Regions from separate parts of the Homo sapiens genome. Here all the other regions are linked to region 2. The links are chromatin loops, found by intact Hi-C in ENCODE. Cell type or tissue: OCI-LY7. All regions are shown on one strand. Region 1 has its middle 290 kb from the start of LINC01892. Region 2 has its middle 180 kb from the start of DLGAP1. Region 3 overlaps ZBTB14 (zinc finger and BTB domain containing 14).

The links. A loop is a pair of places that touch in the nucleus more often than their neighbours do. Peaks named below come from ENCODE experiments on the same cell type or tissue, not always from the same donor. Only the 100,000 strongest peaks of a DNase experiment are listed, where the experiment ranks them.
Region 1: a loop joins it to region 2, with 8 times the contacts of the local background. A loop is called at or near these places in 1 of 110 quality-filtered maps.
Region 3: a loop joins it to region 2, with 15 times the contacts of the local background. A loop is called at or near these places in 1 of 110 quality-filtered maps.

The regions. Positions count from the first base shown.
Region 1 is chr18:4,787,204-4,791,203 of GRCh38, reverse strand. No RefSeq gene overlaps it. Among named protein-coding and RNA genes, the nearest start is that of LINC01892, 290 kb to the left of the region's middle. In OCI-LY7, a CTCF peak has its summit at 1,535; a DNase peak (open chromatin) is centred at 1,483.
Region 2 is chr18:4,637,626-4,641,625 of GRCh38, reverse strand. No RefSeq gene overlaps it. Among named protein-coding and RNA genes, the nearest start is that of DLGAP1, 180 kb to the right of the region's middle. In OCI-LY7, no CTCF peak of the experiment used is centred here; DNase peaks (open chromatin) are centred at 405, 805 and 1,845; H3K4me3 peaks cover 2,653 bases; H3K27ac peaks cover 3,891 bases.
Region 3 is chr18:5,288,628-5,292,627 of GRCh38, reverse strand. It overlaps ZBTB14 (zinc finger and BTB domain containing 14), which reads left to right. Exons shown (of 4, transcript NM_001243702.2): 4 at 424-3,606. The coding sequence ends at 1,770. Among named protein-coding and RNA genes, the nearest start is that of ZBTB14, 5.1 kb to the left of the region's middle. In OCI-LY7, no CTCF peak of the experiment used is centred here; a DNase peak (open chromatin) is centred at 3,947; H3K4me3 peaks cover 2,966 bases; H3K27ac peaks cover 4,000 bases.

The DNA.
Region 1 (4,000 bases), 150 kb before region 2:
CTAGCTAGGTTGGGGAACTTCTTATGGATGATATCCTGAAGTATGTTTTCTAAGCTGCTTTCATTCTCCTGATCTCTTTCAGAGATGCCCAAGTGTCATAGATTTGGACTCTTTATACAGTTCCATATTTCATGGAGGTTTTGTTCATTCTTTTTCATTCTTTTTTTAAAATTGTTGTCTGACTGTCTTATTTCAGAAGGTCAGTCTTCAAGCTCTGAGATTATTTCCTCAGCTTGATCTGTTCTGCTGATAATGCTTGTGATTGCATTATAAAATTATTGCAGAGTGTTTTTCAGCTCTATCAGATTGGTTATTTTTTTTTCCTGTACTGGCTATTTTGTCTGTCAACTCCTGTGTCTTTATATTGTGACTCTTAGCTTACTCAGATTGGATTTCAATGTTTTCCTGTATCTTAATTATCTTCATTCTTATCCATATTCTGAATTATCTTCCTGTCATTTCAGCCATTTTAGCCTGGTTAATACCCTTTCTGGAGAATTAGTGTTGATTGGTGGAAAGATGGCACTCTGACTTTTTGAGTTGTCTGAGTTCTTGCACTGGTTTTTTCTCATCTTTGTGAGTTGATGGCCCTTCAATCTTGGAAGTTGCTGTTTTTGAATTTTTTTCTTCTTTTATTGTATTTGATGGCTTTTGTGATGTAAGGTAGATTGACTGGCTTCATTTCTGGAAGATTTTAGTGGCCAAGGCTCAGCTCAGTACTCCTGGACTTCATGCTGTAACTCTGGGAGACTTGTATTGGACCCTGCTTTGTTCTCTGGCCCCTCGATGTTTATTTTTTGTTTGTTGGTTTGTTTGTTTGAGACGGAGTCTCACTCTGTCGCCCAGGCTGGAGTGCAGTGGCGTGATCTCAGCTCACTGCAAGCTCTGCCTCCAGGGTTCATGCCATTCTCCTGCCTCAGCCTCCTGAGTAGCTGGGACTACAGGTGCCTGTCACCACGCCCAGCTAATTTTTTTTTGTATTTTTAGTAGAGACTGGGTTTCACCGTGTTAGCCAGGATGGTCTCGATCTGCTGACCTCATGATCCACCCGTGTTGGCCTCCCAAAGTGCTGGGATTACAGGCCTGAGCCACCGCACCCAGTCTGGCCCCTCGATGTTAAGAACTTGTTGCACTAGAAAAGTCAAGGTGCTCCCAGACTGCTGTTCATAACATTCCAATAGGAAATGCCAGCCAAAGCACATCCTAGGGTGGTGGCAGTGGGATCCATCCTTGTTTGCACATGCCAGTATCAGCTGCATCTGCAGCATGGTGGGGTGAACCCTTGTCAGTTGCAACAGGGTGCTAGCGGGTGCCAGGGTGCCAGCCTCCATGTGGGCATTTGCAGCAGCAGCTGGCATTAACAGCATAGCATCTGTGCCAGTATTCACAGAAGCAGTAGGCCTTTTCCTGTATGCATTTGTAGCACTGGCTGGTATTGAAAGTGTGACTGTGCATGTCCATGCAGGTGGTGGTTTCAGCATGAGAGCAGGACTCAGGTGGGTGCAGGACTGTGTGTCATGTCTGTGCACATTCCTGTAGGTGTCAGTAGCCATTCAGGGCAGGGCAGGTCCTCTTTTCTTCATGCATAGTGGCATGGCAGGATGGAGATGCACATGTGTACTGGCAGGGAAGGGAAGGCATGGTTTGCACTTGCACATACACACTGGCAAAGTAATGTGGGTGGGGGGGGTGGCTGTGGGCAAGTGCGTGCAGGCAAAGCAGCAAGTGGAGGATGCAGTGGGAGGAGGGTGCAGGCCAGCTGGTGCATGTCCACTGGGATTGCTCTGCTGGAGTACTCTGCTAGTCACGTGTGTGGTCCACTATCATGGGAGCTATGATGCAGGCCCCTAGGAGGTATCTGGGGGGCTGAACTGCAAGCAGGCGTGGCTGGGATGGGGCCCTAGGAGTATCTAGCAGACTGAGAGGTGATCAGGTTGAACTGGCCCAGTCTCATAGGCAAGATTTCTCTGCAGATTTCAGGTCTGACAGTTCCCCTAGGGCTAATGTCTCCAATGGGAGTGAGTCAAGCCTAGGGAAAGGGATGACCCTGGCCATGCTCCTCTACAGATGCTCCCACACTAAACACTCTGGGTTCTGCTCTGGCTGTAGTTCTTCCCTACCACTTCTCTTAGCAGCTCTTCCTGCCAATGTAAGTGTCCATGGTGGTCAAGAGGTATCCTCCTGCCAAGATTCCAGAGGCCCGTGGCAAGAGCAGGTTTCTCCTTGCCTGTTCAACACACCCCTTCCCCAGGAGTTTTTGGGGCCCAGGAATGCATCCTGGTGTAGAGTAGCCCCATGCAACATTCCCAGTTTTCTCCCACTTTAGTCCAACATCTGTGTCTTCCCTCCATCTATTCTCAATGCCTTCCCTCTGAAGATCTGCTTAGAGTACACCAGTCTTCCCAGTGCCCCATCCCTTGGTGGGAGTTGTTCCTCCTGGCTGTGTCTAGTCAGCCATCTTGCCTTTTCTGTACCCTTTCTTGATTTTTGTTTTGTGTTTGTGTGTGTATGTTTTGCAAGATAAAATCCAATTGTTCTTTCACCATCTTTTGAGAAAATTATAAGTTTCTTCCATTTAATTTTATTGGCATTTTTGTAAAAAATTATTGACCATGTCTGTGTCAGTCTATTTCTGGACTCTCTTTTCTGTTTCATTTATTTATTTGTCAAACTTTATGCCAATGACACAATGTCTTGATTATAGTAGTTTTATGCTAAGTCTTATAATGACGTAGTGTAACTCCTCCAAATGTATTCTTCTTTTTCAATGTTTGTTTTGTCTGTCCTGAAGTCTTTGCATTTTTATATAAGTCTTAGGATAATCTTGTCAGTTTCTATGAAAAAAGTGACTTCTGGGATATTCCTTGAAATTGTGTTACATCTATAGATTATTTTGGAGAGAAGTGACATCTTAAAAATATTGAGTCTTCTTATCCATGAACATGGTATATATCTCCATTTATTTAGGTCTTCTGTTATTTCTTTTAGTAGCATTTTTCAGTTTTCAGTGTGTAGATATTACATATATTTTATTAGATTATTAGATTTGTCCCTAAGCATTTCATATTTTTATGCTGTTGTAAATGGTATTGTTTGAAAATACTGTGAGCCCTGTATAAGTTATAGGAATTATTCTCTCTGCTTCTTCTGGGTAGCTGTTTCCCTGGTCTCAGATAGTTTCCTGACAAATGTGCTGATCAGTGCTTGGTGAATAACTCCAGGGGACTCTCTGTTGATCTCTATTCTCTCTCTAGGGAGCTCTCTCATTTCTGGTAATCTTCCCTGTGATATATAGTCACCCTGGAATATCCACTCTCCCTCCACTCCCAACTCCTTCTCCTCAACTGAAACAGATCTCTGAGTTTCTCCTGGGATTTTTTCCCTAAATTCAGTGGAATCTCTTTCCATAGAGCAAGGTGGGCAATCTTAATGCTCACTTTATTTGTTTCCTCTCTTTCAGAGATTACTGCCCTGTGCTGCCTGATATCCAATGTTTGAAAGTTGGTGTTTAATATATTTTGTCTTTTTGTTGTTATTTTAGCTGAAAGGGTAAAAGCAGTCTCTTCATCTCAGTCAGAAGCAAAACTCCTCTTTGCTCATTCTTTAATACCCCATATGAGGATCACCCTTCTCTGTAAAGAATGCTTTAATAACCACTATGGTTGGCAAAATAGTGTCTTACAGTGATATCTATGCCCTGATCATCAGAACCTGTGAATATGTTACTTTGCATAGGAAAGAGGACTTTGCCAATTTAATAAGGTTAAGAATCTTGAGAAGGAAAGATTATCCTGGATAATTCAAGCAGGCTCAATCAAATCACAAGTTTCTTAAAACTTATGGACCTTTCCTATCTGCAAAGATAAGATAGATGGCAAAGTGAAAATATGTTATCTGATGTTGATAGCTCTGGCTTTTAAAAATGGCAAAAGGAGGCCACAAGCCAAAGAATACAGGTGGGCTCTAGATCTAGAAAATGCCAAACCTAGTTCTTCTCTAG
Region 2 (4,000 bases):
CTAAATCTCTCATTTTGTGGGTGAGATGAAGAGCAGTTGTGTACCCTTGGCCAAGTCTGCATGACCTACTCTACGAAGAACCCGGATGGTTTAACTACCTAAATGAAAAAAAAAAAAAAAAAAAAATATATATATATATATATATATATATATATACCACACACTTTCTATGCTTTAGTGTGATTTTGGATGGCATGGGGCAGAGAGGGTGTCTCAGTCAGCTTGGGCTGTCATAACAAAATACCATAGAGTAGGTGGATTAAACAACAGGAATTCATTTCTCATGGTTTTGGAAGTTGAAAGTCCAAGATCAAGGGGCCAGAAGGGTCAGTGTCTGGTGAGGGCTCTTTTCTTAGGTAACAGACAGCTGCCTTCTTGTGTCCTCAGGCAGCTGGAGAGAGAAAGCAAGCTCTCTAGTGTTTCTTCTTTCTTATAAGGGCATTAATCCCTTCGTGGGGGCTCTACCCTCATGACCTTATCTAAAACGAATTACTTCTCAAAAATCCCATCTGCAAATACCATCACATTGGAGCTTAGAACTTCCACATATGAATTTGTTGGGGACATAATTCAGTCCATAGCAGGGGGAGAGGAACAGTTTCGGGACATGGGCCTCTCGGAAATGGACAGACCTGGGATGAAGAATCTTTGGATTATTACAAAGTGGTATGACAATGCTAGTTGGGTCAGGGGCTGCCAAGAGGGAGGAAACTATCCCAGGTAGTTTGACAACATGTAGGCAAAATTCATGATTTGATTTTGAACCTGACAGAAACCACTGCTCCACTTCACAGGGAACAGCAGGTGTACATGCAGCTGATGTCTGTCTGTGCTGGCACCTGCCTATGGTCACAGCTTTTTAATGGCATTGAAATTAGCAACTCTCTTCTTTCTGCATCCTGCTACATCTCCCAATATTGATTACCTTTAATTAAAATGGATATTAATTTCCTCTTAATATGACAATATCTCCAACTTATTTTATTCACCTTTCTCTCAACCTCATATAATACATGAAATGCTTTCTTTTCAGAGCTGTGCAGAATTCCCTGGAGGACAGCAACCAGTACCCCATTGTGCTAACCACAAAGGAACCCAATGAGGTAGCTGGTGGCTATGGTACAATTAGCATCAGCTAGGAATTCCCCTCGGGCTCCTTCCCTCCCTTTCATCTCCCTTTAATCTTTCTGTAGCTCCTGCCAATGGCCTTTTTTGGGGGGTCTATGTTTGCTCCTTCTCTGCCCTACTTTTTATCTCGTACACTGCAGTCAATGTTAGCACACTCTTATTTTCATTATTTGAAGCTGTCCAAGCATTCATATCTGGATTCAGTCTGGCATTTGAAAGAAATATAATGGTTTCCAAAGTCATGGTTATCATGTGATACAGATAGACATCTGCATATGCCAGGAATCTTAAAGACTACTCCTCAAATACATTTGTCATAATTTGTAGAAAATGTCACTGATAAGCATCTTCCAAACGTGCTTTTCTGGTTACTTGTAGCTTTTGTTATCGCTTATAATTCAGATAAGCTAGGTACTAGTTTATTTTGTGAAAGCGTAAGGATCCAGACAAAAAGTGTCATTGGTTTTAAGTTGTCCTGATGTTAATTCTACATACATCACTATAAACACTAGATTACCAATTTGTTCTTTTTGTGTCATTGTTAAAGTCTGCTCAATGACTCACCATGAAATCCCCTCAAAATTATCCAAATTTGGCTTCTTGGCTGTTTCCTTTTTGAGTTAAATAACCACCTAGGTCACTGCAAGTCTCTACTAATTATACACAAGAACATCTGTTCTTTAGTCAGACACAACTCCTCCCAGTTTGGCATTGACCACTCTCGTTTCGGGCTGCTTCTCTTGCATGGCAAGAGTCAGCTTATGCAAAGCATCATCACTGCTCCCACAATTAAGAATTGCCTGTGGCCGACCTCTTACTTGTGGGTCCCAGATAATTGTTAAAATGATAATAAACTCTCAACCAGTGAAGAACTGAGATAGAACATTAGATAGGACAGCTGGGAGTTCCCCTTGGGTTCCTCCCTCTCTTAATCTTTTTGTAGCTCCTGCCAGAGGAAACCAAATAAGATGCTGCCTGGAAAATGATCAATGTGGAGTCTGCAGAATAGCAGACTGATGCAATATAAAAAAGAGATAATTTCACAGCCTGTTTTTTAAAGTATAGTGATACTGGCTGTGGGGATGGCAGCATTTATTCATTCAATCAATATTTACTGAGTGTCCACCATCTGTTAGGCACGGGGCTAGGTGCTGAGAATAAAGCTGTGAAGAAACTAAAAAACAAAATAAAACAAATCCCAAAGAGCAGAGAATACTTCTCACTGTCAAATGTTTGTGGCATGCTTTTAGTACTACCCATAGAATTTGTGTTAAAATAGACTCTAGAGAACTCAAAGGCAAAGTAACAAAATGAAGGAAAGCACAGGCTGCTTGATTTTACGCTCTGTTGCTTACTATATGTAAATTTTGGGGCCTTACTTTCCTAATCTGCAAAATAAGGATATTAATTTGCGTGCCTCATAGAATCCTGTCATAATTGTGTCATAATTAAGCTAGTTAATACAGATAAGTATCCTAAATAGTGGCTGACATATAGTAAGTGTTCAATAAAATCAGGTAAAATCTAATTCAGAGATACGCTGTGATGAAAAGGATCCTATGCAATGTGTGAGTTCAATGGGAAAGATTGTCATGCTTGATTAGTAATGCTTGCCGCAAACAGCATGGTGAGTGGCGGTGCGTACGCCACTTATACATCTTCTCTGCTCTGCCCCTCACCTTACAGATGAAGCTGAAATCCAGAAAGATTAAGACATATAACTAAAATGACACGCCTAATTAGTAACAAAGCTGGAACTATAATTTACATTGCTATGCTAATTTTTGTAGACCTATAAATCATTTAATATAGGCAAAGAGATGATTTTCAGACAAGGCTACACAAATAATTTTTCAAATAAGGAAGGGAAAATCTCTACCATGTATATACATGATATCAATATCCAGAGGAACTAAGAAGAGAGTAGTTAATCTGACTTGCTGGATTTACACATTTTAGAGATGAGTTCCAATATTTAACTATTGAGCATGTTCTCTACCTGTTGCATTATTTTTCCTTTATCAAGGCTTTTAAAAATAACTGTTTAAATTCAACCTAAAGTCATTTTCATCCACTTTTCCATGATATCGTGAAATTTTTCTCAAGCGATATGCATAGGAACTTTTGGGGTCATAACGACGTGCACAAACCGGTTGGTTCTAATGGTTAGGTTTACTTATATAAGCTGGCAGCCTTGACAGCACACACTATTTTTGTTGTTTCAAATTACAGCGTATTTAGTAATAGGTCTAGGTAGAAAATTAAATGACCCCATTAAACCTAGTCACTGAATCTTTATCTATTCCTGTGTTCACAAAATAAATAGTTTTTTCTTTCTTTGTAGCTGGGGAAATTAAGACACAGAAAAGTGAATTTTCTGTGAAATGAGCCGTAAGAAGCAGAAGCAAACCCATGAGAACAGGCTTCTCCTCCTGTGTGTTAGCTGTGCAGCCTCTTATCAGTTGCCCTACATTTTACTCTTGGCAGAGAACATGGGGAATCCATGGGTGAACGCTTGTAAGGCAAAGTGTTATGTCTCTTTGTTTCAGAGACAACGAAAAATTGTACAATATAGTGTTGTCAATATGTGAAGCTAAGCTTTTTTAGCTGTAGTATGCTAATAGAGCTGACACTATCAGGTACATAGTGGGTGCCAATAAATTGCTATGAAATTAAAATTAATAAGGAATGCTATATTTAAAAGATGAACAGACACACACATTTGTACTTCACTGAGAAGTAATGAACAGCCACCCCATATCCAAGACCCATGGGATTTATTAATTCATGCAGGGATAGGTATTTCATGAACACACATAGGTTGGTGCAAACGTAATTGTGGGTTTTGCCATTTAAAAGTAAAGGCAAAACC
Region 3 (4,000 bases), 650 kb before region 2:
TTGATTATCTCTAGTCAGGAAGCACTGGTTTTGCAGCCAGATTGTCTGCATTTAAGTCCCAGCTCTTCACTAAATAGCTATAGAATATTGGGCAGATTTCTAACTTTGTCTCTAAAATAAGGATAGTGATACGTACTCATGAGGTTACCTGAATATTAAATTAATTAAAACATGTAAAGCACATAGAACAATGCCTGGGATATAACTAGGCAAATACTTAGTAAATTGAAGATGAACAGGAGTAACAATATGGAGATCCTTGAGTTGGGATCAGTCTTTTCTACCCATATTCAAAGACCACTCTTAACATTGACTTTCTGAAATTGTTAGGTTCCATAGATTGACCAGGAAATGAAAATGTGACTGTGTTCTCTATATGGAAAAGTACTATTTATAATTACTAAACTTTTTTTTTTTTTGTAGGAGTTTTTCATCAGTATGTCTGAAACCATTAAATATAATGACGATGATCATAAAACTCTGTTTCTGAAAACACTAAATGAACAACGCCTGGAAGGAGAATTTTGTGATATTGCTATTGTGGTTGAGGATGTGAAATTCAGAGCACACAGATGTGTTCTTGCTGCCTGCAGCACTTACTTTAAAAAGCTTTTCAAGAAGCTTGAGGTTGATAGTTCTTCGGTCATAGAAATAGATTTTCTTCGTTCTGATATATTTGAAGAGGTCCTGAACTACATGTACACAGCAAAGATTTCCGTGAAAAAAGAAGATGTTAACTTAATGATGTCATCGGGTCAGATTCTTGGTATCCGATTTTTGGATAAACTGTGTTCTCAGAAGCGTGATGTGTCCAGTCCCGATGAAAACAATGGTCAGTCCAAAAGTAAGTATTGCCTTAAAATAAATCGCCCCATTGGAGATGCTGCTGACACCCAGGATGATGATGTAGAGGAAATCGGGGATCAGGATGACAGTCCTTCTGATGACACAGTAGAAGGCACACCCCCGAGTCAGGAGGACGGCAAGTCGCCCACCACAACGCTCAGGGTTCAGGAAGCGATCCTGAAAGAGCTGGGGAGTGAGGAAGTTCGGAAGGTCAATTGCTACGGCCAGGAAGTAGAATCCATGGAGACCCCAGAATCAAAAGACTTGGGGTCCCAGACCCCTCAAGCCTTAACATTTAATGATGGGATGAGTGAAGTGAAAGATGAACAGACACCAGGCTGGACAACAGCCGCCAGTGACATGAAGTTTGAGTATTTGCTTTATGGTCACCATCGGGAGCAGATTGCCTGCCAGGCGTGTGGGAAGACGTTTTCTGATGAAGGCAGATTGAGGAAGCATGAGAAACTCCACACGGCGGACAGGCCATTTGTTTGTGAAATGTGCACAAAAGGTTTCACCACACAGGCCCACCTGAAAGAACACCTAAAAATCCACACAGGATATAAGCCCTATAGCTGTGAGGTGTGTGGAAAATCATTTATCCGTGCCCCAGACTTAAAGAAGCATGAGAGAGTTCACAGTAATGAAAGACCGTTTGCGTGCCACATGTGTGACAAAGCCTTCAAACACAAGTCTCACCTCAAGGATCATGAAAGAAGACACAGAGGGGAAAAGCCTTTTGTGTGTGGCTCCTGCACCAAGGCATTTGCCAAGGCATCTGATCTGAAAAGGCACGAGAACAATATGCACAGTGAAAGGAAGCAGGTTACCCCCAGTGCCATCCAGAGCGAGACAGAACAGTTGCAGGCGGCAGCGATGGCTGCGGAAGCAGAACAGCAGCTGGAGACGATAGCCTGTAGCTAGAGGCGGTGGGACAGGGACACTTTGCCTGGAAAGTGGAGACTGAGATGACGTGGATCATAATGAGTGAATGCCAGTTACAATATTTTTGTGGAAACGTATGGAACATTGTACTCACTGGACTTAAGGCAGTGCTTGGTTAGCTATTTTTAAGACTTTTCAAGGAAATGGTGTTCCTCAGTTCTGACCAAACCGTTTCACTGTCTTGTCTGGTGTCTAGTATTAATGTTGCCCAGTAAGCACCTCTCTCCCTTTTTTTTTTTTATTATTTTAATTTGAGAACTCCTGTGTCCAGTTTAGAAGTGAGAGACTTCCATTTTTAGTTCCTTTACACTCACCACCCTAGCAAGTGCCCTGCACAGAGTAATAAGTAAATTGATTTCCTAATCACAATTCTATGTGACTTATGGTCAAAAGAGCAGTTTTAATAACTTTAAAAGTACTTCAGATAGACGCAGAAAATTGGTGAGTGGTTGACCAAGAACACTGCACAAATATAAAAAAAGTTCTGGAAATGCAGAATGGCGTTAGATTTATATTTGGTTTGTTAATTTTATATCACTGTTTTTCACTGTTTTTGTGGACAAATAATGGTTGCTTTGCTGAAGTGTTCTTCCTCAATCTTGATTGCCCTGTACCTACCCAAAAGCTGTAGTCACACATCCTAAAGGCCAAGCAAACCCACCGGGATGGTGGGGGGTCTTGGAGCCAAGCTCTTAGGTTCCTCTTATTTGGGGCAGTACCAGTCCATACCAGCTGCGATTTGTGAGTGGACCTGTGGTAAGAAGAATAGAAAAGGCTCTCAGAGATAAGGTTTTTTACATGTGTAACAATCCCAAGATTTCCTAGATTAAAATCTTAATTGATTTTGAAATTGGATTTTTATTTAGAATCAAAATTAGGACAAGAACAGATAACTTCTTCAGATACATTTGTGTAACTTTACAGAATGTCATCAAGCTTTGGGGCTCTGTGGGGCACATGATTTATCCATAAAGGAGATGCAGTATGCTTACTTAAATTAATAAATTTAAAATCTTTTAAGTGTGTAAATAGTAGTGTTGGTCTTACGTATTTCAAGTAAAAAGTAGACAGCTGCACTTTTTTTGCACATTGGATTAAAATAACTTCCATCAGCAACAAACATCAGACTGTTTTTAACAAATATTAAAGATTGTCAGACCAAATGTTTATGTTTTCGAAATATATTTCATCACTGGTTACAGTTTTAAATAGAAGTTGATTGCCTTTTCATAGCCGTAAATGAGAATTATAAACTCTATTCCAGTTTTGGTATACTAAATGTTCTTTTAACCATCTTTAGGAATATATTGAAATGCCAACAATAGTTTGAATTGTGTTCTGTAAAAAAGTATTAGTCAATTATTTTTCAAAATGTAGAATTGTAGAAAATGTCAATTTTTCAAACTCATTTTTCATTGCTAGGATTTCTTTTAAAAAAATTAAAGTAATTTCACTTCATAGCTTGTTGCATTAACACCTGTAATTCTATTGTGAAAGAAATTTGATTTTTTAATTGGTGTGTGTTATGCCCAAGATGTTAGGATGAAGATGCTACCTTTTTAAAAATTTTAGTTATTGGTAAAATGTTTAATTTTACTTAAAATTAATTTCTTTTCTTGAAAGTTGTTTATTCTGTTCTAAAAGTAGTCCTGTCACTGTGTTTTTATGCTACTTATAGAAGGGGAACTGATTGCCGTTCCTAGGCTGTTTTAACCAAAGCAAAGGAAAAATAATTTTAACATCTTGTCAATAGCTACTTCAACAAACCATATTTTGGGACTTCATTTTTTGTATATAAAAGAAAATATACTTCTATCATTCCTCTTTTCATTTTTTCATAGCAACCTTCCACATACCTAGATTTCTACCAAAATGTATTTTGTATGCTAGCTTCATCCTGGCTTTACAGAGTTGAAGTTAAACATGTGATATTAACCTCCTTTGAAACCACATAGTCATGGTGGTAACCCCCAAAAAGAAAGGTTAATTTTCAGCAGTCTATGTGATGCAAATATTTATCATTTAGCCTATTTTGCATGAGAAATGTATTTGTGTTATTTCTGCCACTGGTACTGGGTTTACACGTGTGTTAGGGCACCTGTTTCCTTTATATATTTTTGGTGGCAGCAGAATCCTATCATGGCAGCTCTCCTGTCTGCTGGGTCCTGGTCAGTAACACTGCCTCTCTACACCTGGCTGGATTTGGTAG